Linked DNA regions of Homo sapiens: region 1 is linked to region 2. A link is a loop called in an ENCODE intact Hi-C map of the cell type or tissue named here. Cell type or tissue: left ventricle myocardium inferior. All regions are shown on one strand. Links, peaks and the distances in the headings refer to the core of each region. The heading gives the core; the rest is flanking DNA. Region 1 overlaps RASSF9 (Ras association domain family member 9). Region 2 has its middle 7.1 kb from the start of NTS.

Evidence for each region. A loop is a pair of places that touch in the nucleus more often than their neighbours do. Peaks named below come from ENCODE experiments on the same cell type or tissue, not always from the same donor. Only the 100,000 strongest peaks of a DNase experiment are listed, where the experiment ranks them.
Region 1: a loop joins it to region 2, with 2.1 times the contacts of the local background. A loop is called at or near these places in 6 of 110 quality-filtered maps.

What each region holds. Positions count from the first base shown.
Region 1 is chr12:85,812,877-85,815,692 of GRCh38, forward strand. The region is part of intron 1 of RASSF9 (Ras association domain family member 9); the gene reads right to left. Among named protein-coding and RNA genes, the nearest start is that of RASSF9, 22 kb to the right of the region's middle. In left ventricle myocardium inferior, for the core only: a CTCF peak has its summit at 1,439 (motif pointing right); no DNase peak of the experiment used is centred there.
Region 2 is chr12:85,865,768-85,868,583 of GRCh38, forward strand. No RefSeq gene overlaps it. Among named protein-coding and RNA genes, the nearest start is that of NTS, 7.1 kb to the right of the region's middle. RefSeq lists a silencer at 1,522-1,621. In left ventricle myocardium inferior, for the core only: CTCF peaks have their summits at 1,625 (motif pointing left) and 1,827; a DNase peak (open chromatin) is centred at 334; H3K27ac peaks cover 763 bases.

The DNA.
Region 1 (2,816 bases), core at 65-2,564, 53 kb before region 2:
TTTCAACTAGTCTGTTTTTTTATTGGCATGAACTCTACCAAAATAAAATAACTCTTAACCAAATAAGAGGCGTTTTAAAAATCATTAGTATACACTTTGGATCAAAGATGAGCCCAAGAATGTTTTTAATCTTCCCCTGATTTATAGTTTTCTGATTTTGACTAAATTTGTGCTAATGAGGCACATTTCACTGAAAAGATAGATATATACTTGGTTATTCGTCAACACCAGTTTAATTATTCAGGTTTTGCCTTTTTAGAATATCTTCATCATAAATTCAAGAGGATTTATATACTACATGAAACTTTCAACAACATGTGTTAGCCTCAGGGATATTTTTCCATATTCATTCTGAAATATTAGTGAAAAATTGAATATGAAACTTTTTACATTGACTCTATTATGAAGAAAAAGCTTAAAATAGTTCTCCATTGATAATTAGCATTAATAACATAAAAAATTACACAGAATTAAAATGAGTTGGCTTGTAATAAAAAGGCAAGATTCATACAATCAAATATACTTTGAAAATAATTTAATTGACTAAGCACAAAGCATCAAGAAATAAATTAAGTTTAAATCTTGAAGTTTTAAGATAAAATATTGTCTATGATATTGTAACATCAAATTGGAGATTCAACAGAATTTATATTTACAGAAAAAGAATTTAGTGTGGAGGTAGAGAAAAATGAAGATAAATGGATATAATTTGGCAATCTTTATTCAGTGATCCAAAGATAAAAGGCACTAAAGTTGGGGTCTGGAAAATCAATCAAAGAGCAAAATTTCTTCCTAGTGTATAGTAAACACTAAACTTTGGCTGAAATTTTATATATAAAACTTAGCAGGATGAATACCAAACCCTTTCAAAATAATAAGAATAAATAAAATAGTAAATTATTAATTAAGAATAATTACATTATAAGATATGCTTCTAAAACCCATTATATGAAGACTAGGATGCAATCTGTAAATATTTATGGAAAATATTGAGAACTCTGAATGTATTTTTCCATAGAACATATGAAATAACTCTTTATTTCCTAGGCCAGCCTGGAAAGTATAATACTAACACAATCTAGCTACTGTGTAAAGGAGTGATTCCAAGGGAAATGCTTTTATTGCTTGAGTCTCTGCAGAACAAGACTTCGTGCTTGAAAATCAGAGTCTGGACCTTTTCAGTTTCAAGCTATTGGTGGCACCTATGCCTAGAGATTGTGATGGAAACTTCCATCAGATTGAAGCATAAGGCCTGTGAAGCTTTGGGGGCATATCTGAGTCTTGGCCAGCTTCCCAAAACTGGTCTTTGTTTCCTTCTTATTACCATTGTTTATTCTCTAAACTGAAGTTTATCTCAGTGGTTCCCTACCAAGGGTGATTTGCCCCCAGGAGATATGTGACAATGTGTAGAGACATTTTTGGTTTTCACATCAGGTGGCACTGTTGACACACCCTGTTCCAGATTTAAAACCAAACAGTATGTATCCAGTGGGTAGAAGCCAGGAAGATAAATATCCTACAATGCACAAGACAGCCTCTCACATCAAATAATTATCTGGCCTGAAATGTCAATAGTGGCACTGCTGAAAAGCCCTGTTCCAGATTTAAAATAAAACATATTTTCATCATAGCTCCCCTTGTACCCCTTTTTCTTACCACTTCTAGGGAATCTAAGAGTAAAATTTATTAAAGCAAAAATAGCAAGCCAGGGAGACCCACCAATCTCAAGTAGTCTAAAACATGATTAAAGGTGGCATTCTATTTAACAAAATATGAATAGAAATTTTTTTTTTTTGCTCCTTTTCATCCCATCATCAACCTTTATGCTTGCTATAATTAATTCTACCCAACTGGGCCTCCCTTTGTTAACTCCAGAGCTGGTTCTAAGGAATAAGATTAATTTTAGTTCATGGAAAGGCTTCCATTCATAGCCTTGTAAATTTTTCTTCTTGATTAAGAAATTGTATTTGAATATATGGCCACTATATATGGGAAATGAGCTATGGGATAAAAAGAAGATGTGTGGATGACATGACATACTCAGAATGGTGGAGACCCATGCAGTGATGGTTGTGGTAGGGCTGTGAGTCAGCACAATAGGTTATTGCAATTCTCTTATATGCCCTCCTTGAAGTTGTTATTTCTGTCCTGGACAGAAGGGACAAACAAAGATCAGAATTAGGAAGGAAGATTTCTAGGCACTCAAAGGTTAAGGAAAGAGGTGGCCAAGAAATTATTTGCAGTCTTTACAAGGTGAAAGGGAAACCCCACACACAACTGTACGAAATGAGAGAGAGAGAAAAAAAAACCAAAAACCTCTGGTTTAGGGGAGTTGTAGGCATAAAAGATAGGTCTAAATAAGTCAGGGACAGCCTTTGAAAAATAGCTTAGCAATAAAATTAAACTGAATATAATATTTTGCTTTTGTTGTCCAGAAGACATTCTGGAATCTAATATGGTCACAAAGTCACCATTATTCATGTGAATTGGTGACATGCATTATTCTAAACAAAAATATGGTTATTTGTGCTTTCTGATTGCTGAATATAAAGCAATGGTTGCTCCTTTGGGTAGATACCCAGTAATGGGATTGCTGAGTCTAATGGGATTTCTGAATTTAGGTCTTTGAGGAATTGCCACACTGTCTTCCACAATGACTGAACTAATGTACACTCCTACCAACAGTGTATAAGCATTCCTTTCTCTCCACAACCTTGCCAGCATCTGTTATTTCTGGTTTTTTTAATAATAGCCATTCTGACTGGAGTGAGATGGTATCTCACTGTTGTTTTGATTTGCATTTCTCTAATGATCAG
Region 2 (2,816 bases), core at 278-2,777:
TTGGGCTGCCCAGATTCCTCAGAACTACCAGGAGGAAAGGCTAAGTCTGCTGGTCCATAGAGACTGCAGCCACCCCTCCCACTAGGGGCTCAGGCCCAGGGAAATCCAGGTTCTGTCCCTGAGCCTCTGGCTGGAGTTATTGGAGTTCCTGCAGGGAAGCCCCACGCAGTGAGGAAGGATGAGTCAGGGTCAGGCCTGAAAAGGCAGTCTGGCTGCCATCTGCCACAGTCAGAGTGTCGGGCTGTGGGAGACACATCTTGGGACCAAGTGGTCCAGCCTCCCGGACTCCAGCAGGGGGAAAATGCAGTCTGGAGCTATAGAGATGAATGCTGCCCTTCCCCCACCCAGGGAGCTTAGCACGTTAGGCAGTTGTGAGTCCCAGTGCTGGCTGCTGCCCTTTCCCCAAGGAGCTCGAATGGCTTAGACAGCAGTCAGCTGCAGCTGTGGTGCTGGCAGCTTGGTAGACTTAAGCAGATTCCATCTGAGAGGCTGTTGAGAATCTGCGCAGCTCCAGAGTTGGGACGCTAGGCCCCAGTGGTGTGGGTTCATGAGTGGGATCTTCCAATCCATGGTTTGCACAGTACCATGGGAAAAGCACAGTTTCCCCAGCTGGGTAGCATGCTCACTCACCGCCTCCCTTGGCTGGGGGTAGGGGGTCCCCTGCCCCATGTGGCTCTCAGGTGGGCCACTGCACCACACTGTTCTTCCTCTCTGTGGATCATGCCAGCCTCCTAGTCAGTTCTGATGAGAGAACCTGGATACCTTGGTTGCCGGTAAAGGATTCTCACACTTATTATGGTTCTTTTAGATGGGAGTCTCCCAACGCCGCTGTTTCTAGTGGGCCACCTTGGCCTCAGCCCCACCCCTCCACCCCAGTTTGTACTTTCTTGTGGAGAAAAATCATCTGAAGCTCAGGAGCACAGAGATGATCCCCTTAAACAGAACCTAAATAGGATATGTTACCTGCCTGGTCCTTGTAGGTATTTGAGTATGGTTATCTGACATATGACCATGTCCATTCAACTTTAGGGCCAGAGAGACTTAGAAAAAAGGTGATGATGTTACATAGTAAAACAAAAGTTTATCCAAGTAGAGATTCCATGATCTAGGAGCTAAAAGATTTGTGTTTACTGGACGATAGCAACAGAATTGATTGTGCCAAAAGCAAGACATTCTGCTGAATAAAGACAAAAAATAGGCTGTCCAAAAAGAAAGCCTATTTCAAAGTGACTAATCCCTTTGATGTGTTCCAACTTGTGGGGATGCTATACAGAAACTCACAGAGAATAAATTATTTCTCAAAGTAGCTTGACCGATGTTGGAGAATCAATCCTTCCCCTGAGAAAAGAAGTGAGGTCAGACTCAGAGCAGTTAGGACCTATGTGATTAAGAGTCGGAAGGTGAAGGAAATTTGTAACCCATCTAGAATATCTGGACTTCTGTCTCTTTCTCTGAAAAATGAAAGTATGAGACTAGCTCCATACAGCCATTTTCAGTTTTACGTTTTCTGGGTCAATGAATTATGATGACATTAAAATATGGTCTAGTACTGTGAGTTCTTGCTTGATATTTCCATTCTGTACATACTAGTGCCGCCACCTAGAGTACAAAGTGGGAAATATTCTCCTTCCCAGGCACCAAGCTTTGACTCCCCTCAGGCTAAAACCCCACTTTTTCTCTGATTCTTCTATGCATACTTTCTGTCTTCTACCCAGTCACGACAACTCATTGCATTCAGAGCCCATTTAGGTTCTTCATGATCTCTGTGTTTAGAAGAAGGATTCTGAGATCAAGGGTCTGTGTTTTTGTTTAATATGTGTAATACAGCTAAGTCTGAAAAGGTGGAAAAACATGGTTAAACTGATGAATTGGAATTAAAATCACACCTAATTTTTTCACTAAATGTACATTCAAGTTAAAAGTATTAGCCTATACTTTGTTTGGCATAATATTTTATACAGCATGTTAATACAAGATTTTCTTTGACTTATTACTTGGGTCTGGTATTAATGTTACAAAGATTAGCTGTTGCTTTGGAATGAAAACATTGCAGTCCTACCCATACTCTACTTAGTAAGTCCCATTGTCCTTAGTTAAACTCTTTGTATCTCTTATTTTTTTTAACCTGCACAATAGGAATAATATCCTGTGAACTCTGCTTCACGGTATGCTATGTTACATGAAATAAAATTAACCTGGCATATAGTAGGTTTTCAATAATGAATTTGAAAAGTATTCTTTAGATTACTCCTAGATCTGTAGTAGTGGTTACAGTGGCTGTTTCTTCTAGACTCAGAATGCTCTAATGTTGACTATAGTCTTCTCTGTCTGACAGCTTGCCGGTACTTATCCTTTCTGCACAAATTGGCTCACCAAATTTGGGGCCTTCTGTAACACCGTACACCCAGTTTTCCTCAAGGACAACTTAGAAAATTCCAACTGAAATTAAATCAATATTCAAGAATCTTTGAAAGGAAGCATTTTTTCATACTATTTCATTTTGCTAGGAATTTCTCCGAAAGAGGTTTCCTGGATTTTATTATTCACAGATTGGAGAATAAAAATGTCCTTGTGAGAGGTGAGGGAGTGGTAGCTTATTCTAAAACCATCAGGGAGGGATTCTTGGAATTCGATTAATTCATTAACGCATATTGTCAATATTTACCGAATGATTACTATGAGGAGAATTATTTATGTTCTGATAATTTAGGGAAACAAGACAAGAATATCCATGCTTTTATTAACAAAAGACAAAAATAAATGAACAAATAAAGACTTGTAGAGATTGAATGGGGATAGTGGTGAAATAGGTTTTA